Regions from separate parts of the Mus musculus genome. Here region 2 is linked to region 1. The links are chromatin loops, found by intact Hi-C in ENCODE. Cell type or tissue: left cerebral cortex. All regions are shown on one strand. Region 1 overlaps Tusc3 (tumor suppressor candidate 3). Region 2 overlaps Sgcz (sarcoglycan zeta).

What was found. Hi-C counts contacts between places; a loop is a spot of excess contacts. Peaks named below come from ENCODE experiments on the same cell type or tissue, not always from the same donor. Only the 100,000 strongest peaks of a DNase experiment are listed, where the experiment ranks them.
Region 2: a loop joins it to region 1, with 4 times the contacts of the local background. A loop is called at or near these places in 3 of 42 quality-filtered maps.

What each region holds. Positions count from the first base shown.
Region 1 is chr8:39,018,333-39,023,332 of GRCm38, forward strand. All of the region lies in intron 1 of Tusc3 (tumor suppressor candidate 3), which reads left to right. Among named protein-coding and RNA genes, the nearest start is that of Tusc3, 15 kb to the left of the region's middle. In left cerebral cortex, a CTCF peak has its summit at 2,256; DNase peaks (open chromatin) are centred at 1,740, 2,177 and 3,524; H3K27ac peaks cover 680 bases.
Region 2 is chr8:38,653,536-38,658,535 of GRCm38, forward strand. All of the region lies in intron 1 of Sgcz (sarcoglycan zeta), which reads right to left. Gm40493 (a long non-coding RNA gene) reads left to right here. Exons shown (of 3, transcript XR_870371.2): 1 at 1-5,000. Among named protein-coding and RNA genes, the nearest start is that of Sgcz, 5.5 kb to the right of the region's middle. In left cerebral cortex, no CTCF peak of the experiment used is centred here; DNase peaks (open chromatin) are centred at 2,692, 3,796 and 4,903; H3K4me3 peaks cover 453 bases.

The DNA.
Region 1 (5,000 bases):
TGGGGTGGAAGGTGGGAACATCCACGTGGAGACAGAGTGGGGAGGAGGTGTGGGATGTGGAACATTCGGAAGGTGGATGGGGGGGGGGGCAGGGAATGAAATATGAAGTGTAAAAATAAATTAAAAATTAAATTAAGTTTAAAAAAAAAGCCTTTCTAATGTTTCAGTTTTTGAGTGGATTGGCTTCCTTGTATAAGAGCATGCTGTCTTCTTTACTGTGTATGCGCATGATGGATGGACATACGTGCCATGACATGTATGTGGTGGTCAGTGCGTATGATGGATGGATATACATGCCATGACACATACGTGGTGGTCGGAGGACAGCTTCCTGGTTGGTGTTGGTTTTCTCTTTCCACCTTTTTATTCGCTGCAAGGATCAAACTTATTTTGCCAGGCTTCTACCATCTCATTAGAAGTGTTTTAGAAGTTACTAGAAGTGTTCACCTTTGTGATCCACTGTAAACTTATTGCACATACCACATTATCTGGAGGTTTTAATTAAATTGCTTTAATTACTATGCCAATTATATTGTTTTGTGGAGGGGAACTATAATTATTAACCAATGAGTCCCCCCTCCCCACATTGGGCAGCTCTTGGAAAACCATTACATGAAGTATATGTCTCTCCATGTCTACAGCCAGGAAAACACTTTTATTTAACATGAGATTGGACTTAACTGGAGGTACAGGTTTTAAGGGGAACTTGAGAATGGGTCTATTACCTCATTAGGACACATGTGGAGTAAAGTCCCTTGACCAGTGGTGTAATTAATCTGCCTTGTCCATGCCAGGGTGGGTGTTTTTGAAGCAAATATTGTAAACAGCAACTTGTACCACAACAGGCGCTGGCATAAAAGATTAATAGCTTTATGACTCTGTGGCAACTTACAATGCTTAGAGGCTTCACCGGCATTCACACTTTTGAATATTTCTCTAGTATTCTCAGTTGTGAATGTCATACAAATATTATTTGGTTTAAATAAATAGATAAGAGATCACATATGAAATTGTCTCCACTCAGTAGAATTTTAAAAAAGAAAGAAGGCCATAAACAACTGATCCATTCCGAGTCTCAGAGCTGGATTGGGAATGTGTGTGTTCAAAGTGACGCTGGTTAACGAGGAAAGGCTGTGAAGAACGCCAGGCAGGAATGGGCCTCGCCAGGAATCACTGTGTTAAATTAAGGTGAACTTAGAGGATTTCACAAAGAAGTTCAGGCTTCTGTTGAGATTAACATGGAGTGAGGCTGGAGACATAGAAGTAAATGTATTTTACAAACTACAGAGCACTAGTTTATAATATTGGGAATTTATGTTGGGGGATAACGATTTCAAAAGACTGCAGACAGGCACATGAAATGCAAGATTTCTATTTACAAAAATTACAAAAGATAATATACTGATAGATATGTAGAAATGCTAGGTATATGCTTATAAAACATAATTGTTGCAATAATTAGAAAGATATTTTGGGCTTGATGTACACCAAAATAAGACTGAGAAATGAGGATATGATTGTATTAATTTGGAAAGGATCATGAAACTCTGTTTATAACAGTGTTCTGTTTATAACAATGGAGAGAAGGAGGTGGCGTAAAATTGTAGGTTACCCAACCAGTGAAGCCCCTGACATCAGGACACTGTTCCTTAGCTGTGTTAGGGGCCACAAGAGTTGCAAGACTACAGAGTTGAGATTGGAGTAGGTGTCATAATTACGTAAGCTAGTAGCTAAATCCATGAAAGCACAGCATAGAGGCTGAGGAATTCATACAGAACAGAGAGCAGGGGAAACCAGAATTCTCAGGAAAACCTGTCAAAAAAGCCTGAGAAGGGCAGGGGACTTGGAGAACTTGGAGATTCTGATGATTAGAGTTACCTTTTAAGGAGCAGCTAAATGTTTCCAGATAGAATGCAGATCAGAAAACTGTCCACCAGATCTGCTCAGCAAAAGATCAGCTCCAGCCTGTTAGGATTAATTGGATAAAATTGAATAAGGCCAGTGAGTGAAGGTTACTATTGACAGTGCTTCATAAGTATCCTGGCAGCAACGCCGTGACAGCTGGAGGAGATGCAGCTTGAAGGAGGAACTTGTGGGGTTTGGTGCCTCAATGGAATAGAGATGGTGCAGAAAAACAGCAGGAAGAGCCAGCAAAGTAAGGAATGTGAATGTGGTCTCACCAGGGACTTGTTGCTGTGAAAAAGTATGTGACCGAATCAGAGAAAAAGTTTGTGGTTTCTGGGGACTTGTGTCCTCTGTGGTGGGAAGAGGATGATGCAGCTGCTCTGGAGTGACTTGAGGCTGTGGGAGTGTACAGTGGCACTCCACACACTGTGCCCAGATCAGGAAGTGGAGACCATTGAGCCCTTCAAGTACCTGCCCCTAGTTTCTCACCACTTCCCCTCTCACCCAGTGTTACAGAGGTTTCATAGTCCCTGTAAGTAATTCTACCATCAGGGGCCAGGTTTCAAACACGGGGTCTTTTTGGGGGGATGTTGTCATTTCAGTCAGTCCTTAATGGGACCAAATAGACCAAAGCCCCGGCAATCTGATGGCTGGAAATCGGGGCTGTTTCTCACATGCACCCAGAACGCGTATTTCTACCAGAGGAGGTAAGTTCTGTGGTACCCAGCATCTCAAATGAAATGCTGCGTTTTGTTGGTGAAGGTTGACTGTACCTGTGTGGGTGTAAGGGAAATACTTAGTGTGTACTTAGGAATTGAACAGTTCTTACACTTTCCATTTCAGCAGGGAGAGGTAGATCTCTCTCACTGTTCTCAATTCCACCAGCTTTATTGGATTGTTAGAATGACAAAGTTTCAGTCCTACTGACCTGGTTTTGCAATGTCAGTTAAATAAAGAACAGGTCTATGCTGGTTGGGGAATTGCTCGTTGAAAACGGCCACTCCTCGTGTTAAAAGCCAGTTCCCTTCACTTCCTTACATAGACTCATCTGGATGCTTTGTTTATGTTTTAGGTGCTTTCATATACGTAATCTAAAGGTCATTTTACATTTTTTAATTTGAGGGTTTTTTTTTTGTGTGTGTGTTTTCTTGTTTGTTTTAATTGTATGTAGTGTCATGGAATGCTGACCTTTGTGGGTAGCCTGACCATTGCTGCATTGACAACTCAGTTACGGTGACTATCTATAGGAGATCCTTACAGGATTGGGCCTATAAAGTAACATTCACTCCTAGAAGATCATCAGATCCCTCACTGTCTACCCTAGCCGCATGTAATCCTGCCACAGCAGCATGGAGTTTGTGCATATGCTAGATAGAGTACCCAGGAGGTCAGCCTTGAAGGAGATCCTAGTGTAAGTCAGAACCCTCTGCTGGGCGTGGCAGCTGCCAGGCATCCATGCTCCTGGAAGCAGCCCCAGCGTATTGATGGGTTCACTGAATTGGACTTGCATGGCATTGCTTCTTTGGTTTGTCAGTATCCTGTCGGGTGCAAATGGGAGTTGCTATATGTTTCTCCAGGAAAAAGTCACACACCATCTGTCATATGTAAATAAGTATGGAGTTTCTCATCTGTGCGATCCTGTTAAAATGCAAATGAATTTAGATTTTGGAGCGTTTTGGATCTCAGGTGTTGGGATTGGCGATGCTCAGCTCGTGACATATGGTTTCCTTCTAGCGGTGCAGAACTGAAGCTGCTGTGTGCGTCTGTCTGGGTCTTCTGACCTTTGCCTCTGACATCCACGCTTTACAAACATCTTTCCATACATTAACATTCCAGAATGTGTCATTGTTACCTTCTGATTGGGTCCTGATTCTGTCTGGTAACTGTTAAAGAAAAGGATTCATAAGCCTTCTCACACTCTTCTCCCACCCGTGTGCTTGCTTTTGGAACAGCCTTGGTTAAGGAATCCTGTTTGCATCTGGGCCCCATGAATTTGCTGAAAAGAACTTTTCTCCGTGACTGTGGAAGGCTTGGAGTGTAGACACTGCTTTGCTCTGTCCTTCAAGAGCAAGCTGACACTTAAGGGTTGTCAACCTGAACTGCCTTAGTAAACGTGCTATAAACTAAGGATGGCATATATTTACATATATCACATACATAACTACATACTAATGTTTTGCATCATTTTAACATGTTTCCAATTTGTTAAATATTCAAAATTTTCAAATATTTGACTCCTTGATGTCATTATTTTCAAATTAAAACCTCATGTAATATTTTATCTCTAAGTCAACCCATTTTCTTTCACGGGTAGGGATTCTGAGGCTGTTAGCACTTGTATTCCTTTAGTTCAGGGTGTTTCATTGTTGGCACCGCCAGCCTCCCCAAGGGTCTTAGGGCTGCAGTGTCTCATGCTGCCCTCCAGGAGCTTTGCTGCAGAGTCTGGACTTGGTCAGGATACCCAGATGTCCATATGCCCAGTACAGACCTCTCAGATTAGGTTGCAGATTGATTTGGTAAGACCATCTAGAGACTGCCATATCCGGGGATCCATCCCATAATCAGCTTCCAAACGCTGACACCATTGCATACACTAGCAAGATTTTGCTGAAAGGACCCAGATATGGCTGTCTCTTGTGAGACTATGCCTGGGCCGGGCAAACACGGCCAGAAGTGGATGCTCACAGTCAGCTATTGGATGGATCACAGGGCCCCCAATGGAGGAGCTAGAGAAAGTACCCAAGGAGCTGAAGGGATCTGCAATCCTATAGGTGGAACAACAATATGAACTAACCAGTAGTGTCCCATCCCGTCCCCGTCCCCCCCCCCCCCCCCCCCGCCGAGCTCCAGTCTCCAGCTGCATATGAATCAGCAGATGGCCTAGTTGGCCATCAGTGGAAAGAGAGGCCCATTGGTCCTGCAAACTTTATATGCCTCAGTACAGGGGAATGCCAGGGTGGGAGTGGGAGTGGGTGGGGGACTTTTGGGCTAGCATTGGAAATGTAAATGAAATAAATACCCCCTCCCCCCCCAAAAAAAAACAAAAAAACTAAGCATGAAGTTTAGGAAGTAAGTGCAGAGTCCAAAGAAAGCCT
Region 2 (5,000 bases), 360 kb before region 1:
TTCCAGATATCTCCAAGCTTTAAACTATGTACGGTAGCACAGAATGTGGAAATAGCAGACAGAGAATTGAGTGGTTATTTCATATTTTTAAATTAACCTTTTGATTTTTCTGAGCTACAATTTAGACTCACCAAATGAAAATATAATATTGATCACATAACCCGGCTTGATGTTCAGAAGAGAAATATTTGCAGGATGAAAACAGCTGTGTTAAATGTATCAGTTTGAAAATTATTTTCTTTGAAGAAGATATAAACCTGCCATTTTCCAAAAGAGCAGGTAGCCAGAGATCAGAGAATTAAGAGAGCATATGACCATGAGGTTTCTTACACTTTTTCATCTTACAGTCCTAGACAGTGTCTCTGGTGAACTCTAAGCTTAGAGCAAGCAGAATTAATAATATCCCTAACCAGAGGTACTTTCAATGAATAGGTTAAATAGTGGGATTATTTTCAATGTATCTTTAAAGAAAATATTCAACCCATTTTTTAACCTAAAGTATGTTAAAAATGATTACAACAAAACACTACAATGAAATCCAATTCCCAGCCCAAGGATTTGCTACCCTGCAAAACCTGAGAACTGGGAGCTATGCCCACACAGCTACCTCTCATGCCTTGCTGAGCCAGGATTTGAACTATATCTGATTGTATACACAATCCATGCAACTAATACCATGAAAGAAATCCACATGAAAGCTCCCAAGGTTGTTAGATGGATATAGGGTGGTCGGTGCCTTTGCATATCTCTGGCTTCTAATATGTTGGTGGGGATCGAATGTTTCAATTAATAGCTAAGTCTAAACTTTAGCTTCTCTTCCTCTGATAGGCATTGCCATTGAAATAAGAGTCTTTGGAAGTACATACAGAAATATTGTATTTTTAAAGTTTTGGGGGTTTATTTTTTTTTTATATTTCATCTTGGCTTAGGAGCACTCTATGATACCTTTTTAAAGGCACAACGTATGACCATAGATTATAATATTTTTTACAGCCAACCTAAAAATAACTTATCTATATCTATATCAAGACAACTCCCAAGACATATGATACAAGTTTTTAATACTTAGAATCCGAAGGAGTATGGTGATGTTTGAGAGACTCCTCATCCCTGAAAGTGCTCATTCTCTGGTTAGCTTAGAATCCTCTACTCGGTTTTATTTAAAATATGAGATTTCCCATAATTTTCACTTTCACAAACGAAAAAGACTTAGCCAAAGAAAAAAATATATATGCTAGTAAAACTTCCATATTAAAATCTACATTCTTTTAATGAGGTAACTTTGATTATCAAAGTTTTAAAAGCTAAGAATCACAGAGCACGGGCAATGTTCAACTATTAATCTTACAGCATTTGATTGTGTTAGGTGAGCATTTGCTCACCTAGTAAATCAAAAGTTAAAGTGCATGTTCTCAAAAAATCCAGAGATCTGAACCAAAGCAAATGGTCATTTCCTTAAGTACCTTAAAGCTGTATGTCTGCTGAGTTGCATTTTACCTGAAATCCCAATCTGTATGAGAAATAAATTACTAAATATCCTACAAAAAGAATGTCCCAAAAGATGCGCACTGATTTATCATCTTACAACATTAAGCCATCTTGCAGAGCTGTGATTTTGAGCTTATAAATCTTGAAATATCCTTTTTACTGCAACTTCAACATTTGATGTATCTTCAGTTGGTAAAGTCTGGAGATCAGCAAAGTTGTAATAGCCAGTAGGAGCTTTGAATCCGAACTTACTAATGACAGCAATTGACTGAAGATCCTCAAATGTATCTATACAAGTCTTCTCACAATAGCAATCTTGTCCTAGTGCTCTTTCCATACATATTAAATATATCTCTTTGTTCAACTATAAATAATGCCTCCCCTCTATCACTTAAAGTTTACTTCACTTCAATTAACTGCATTTCCGGATTTAAAAAAGATCTATATTCTATTCCTCGGGACTCACAAGGCAAAACTGGTCCCAACACGTTGGCCTCTGACCTCCACCTGTGCACCCCTGCAGTTCACACATCTACACACACAGAATAAAGCAAACACACAACAAATTATGTAGTGACAAAAACTCAAAGAAAAAAATGGTAATTCCTATACATGCATTGATAGGAGAATTTTACTCTTCAATAACTTAGCCACTTCCTGGAATACCCTTTACCTATCCTTCCTCAGAAAATTTATTTTTGAGCTGATTATATATATATATTACATACTTCATGAGGCTTTGATGTATGCTTACATTGTAAAGTGACTAAGACATAACTAATATAAAATTACATACTGTAACATATTTTACAAAATATAAATGTAAGTTTCAAATGTCTCACCACACAAAATATGAGGTAAGAAACATGGAAGTTAGCTCTGTATTGAAAACATAATCTTAAAACATCCTGTTGTTTCCCTTAAAGGCACACAGTGCTCATTTACTAATTAAAAGTCAAGTGAAATTACTATTAAATCTCTGCATAGTTCCTGCTATCAAAAAAGTTCAAACTGGACACACCTGGCGAGAAACTATAACTCCTATAGATGTTATGTCAAATAGCCACTGTTCACATATATGTTTCCTTATTCTTAACCAAAAAGTGTCAATATAAAAAGCAGGTTGCTAAAAATATGGCATGTGTTGGAGAGTACTATTTTTCACTATGGAATGACTAACATAAAAACTACCACCTACTTGCACTCTTGCAAAGCCTCCTACACTGCACCAAGCTCCACTTTCCTGGGCTGAGTGTCTTATTGATGAAACAAAAAAAATCATTTTTAGAATGCCTCTAAGTGCCAAAACTCTTATTTGATTGAATTGTAGACAAATGTACTATGGTATGTGTTATAGACTTCTTCATTTTGGAATAAATCACTTGTTTAAATATATGCAAGCTTTTGCTGGGTAATCATTTCTTTCTCATACAGTACTTTCCTAATGACCTAATTGTATCATTCTGGGAGGGTTTTGCCTTGCCTATATAGGTCAAGTTTCAAGTTCTTAGCTGACAAAATTGTGTTCAATTTAAAGAGATAACATTAAGCAACTGCAGCCTGTGTTTATCACATTTACTTCAACAATTAAATTACCCGTATTAAAAAGTTGGTTTATGCATAGCAGGATAAACTGGTTTACCATTTTGTCTTTAAAAAGGAATTTTAAAAATAGAATCACATTTTAATGCTATTCCAGTAGTAGGAAATATTTTTAACTTCTAACCAGTTTTTTCTTTAAAGAAAACTTGAAAACAAATAAGTAAGAGCTTACTCTAAATATAATATTAAATGTACTATATACTCTTGGAGGTTTTCATGTTGCTTATACACATGCAAATTTAGATTATCCAAGAATAAATTATTTGCATTTAAAAGCATACCTTTCTACATACCAATACAGGAAAACAGAACCTGTTCTAAGACTCAATGTGCTCATAATCTTAACCATAATTTATTCATGCTCAGCGTTTCGTAATCATAAACTATCCCTATAGAGAACATATTTTAAAGTGGCCACTCTGGGCATCAATTGTAGTTTTGTTCTATGATGTAAGGTCAGTTGTTTCAAAGGGAGAAAGGGAAACGGCTCAATACAAGCCGGAGTTAATACTCACATATCAAATCGTCAGAGGCACTCAGTGCCCTGCACCTAGAGCTATTCCAGGGCTGAGGATACTCTTTCTAATATCAATATTCATTAACTCCCACATCTCCAAAACAGCAACCCATATTCTGGGTTGTTTGATGTTGTCTCTTCTCTAAAACAAACACAGAGGCAAAATCCAGAGCAAAGTTTATACATTCAAACAGAAACAGATCAAAGAGAAAAGAAGAGACCAACACTCTTTGACGGGGAACTGGGTCCCTTTTCACCACAGTTCTGGCTCATCAGAAGCTTCTGTGTAGAACAGAAGATGAAAATATCCTCGCCTTCATTAGCAAGTTTCACACACATAGCTGTATCTCAATTATCCACCAATAATCGCTTAATATGCATCTTGATGCATGTTGTATTTGTGATTGTGATAGCAATGATTTCACATCTAATTATCAAAAGCTAAGCTTTAGTATTTCCAGTTGATTCATAAAGCATATTGACTGAACAACATATAGGAAATACCAATGCCACATACTCGGCACAAATATATACACATACATAAATATCCTTGTCAAATGTCCTAAAGAGGAAACAGTTTACCCTGAAACAAAGATGAAGACTAGCACAATCTTCTAACAATACTGATGATTTCAAACTGAGCTAGACTGGCTTACTATAATACTCTATACATTTGCTTATTTATCCAAAGCCTGGAAGTAATTTCCAGGTCCTTCAAAGCATCATAAACACTAAAGTTTATGTAGCTATGCCTTAATAAAAGTGCCATTGGAATGGAGGGGAATAATAAATATCAAAACATCAAATGATACTGCCACATATATGTCCTAAGAATTTTTACTCCCATTTGTCCACTGATCACCAGGGAAGGTTGTCTAATATAAAGACAGCCTAGTTTTTGTTTTTTTTTTTAATACAAGGAAACTTTTATTTTCAGTTCTCATCAAGAAATTTGCTGTGGTTTTCTTTTTCTTTTTTTTTTTTTTCCAACTTTATTTAGCTGCACAGTGGCTGGAGCCGCTGGGTTCCTGGTATTAAAAAGATGCCAACAGAGGTAGCTGTGTTTCGCCCAGGGACCCGGCCCACTCTGAATACCCCACAAAAAGGAGAAAACACAAAGTAAACCAAAAAAAAGAACCAAAAAGAGGAAGAAATTCAGATCATTTTCTTCGAGCCTGTCAGAACCCACAACAGTTTGTAACAGGCGCACGGTGGGGAGAAGCCAGGGTCCAGAAGGCAGCCAGCCCGCCAGCTCCTCCATAGAATAATTTGCACCAGAGAAACCTAAGACGCTGCTATAAGAAAGCCATTCCTCCATGTGATGCCATCACAGACCACATGATTTTCAGAGGTTAAGTACTCTAGATATGACATCAACTATTCCCTTATAAGG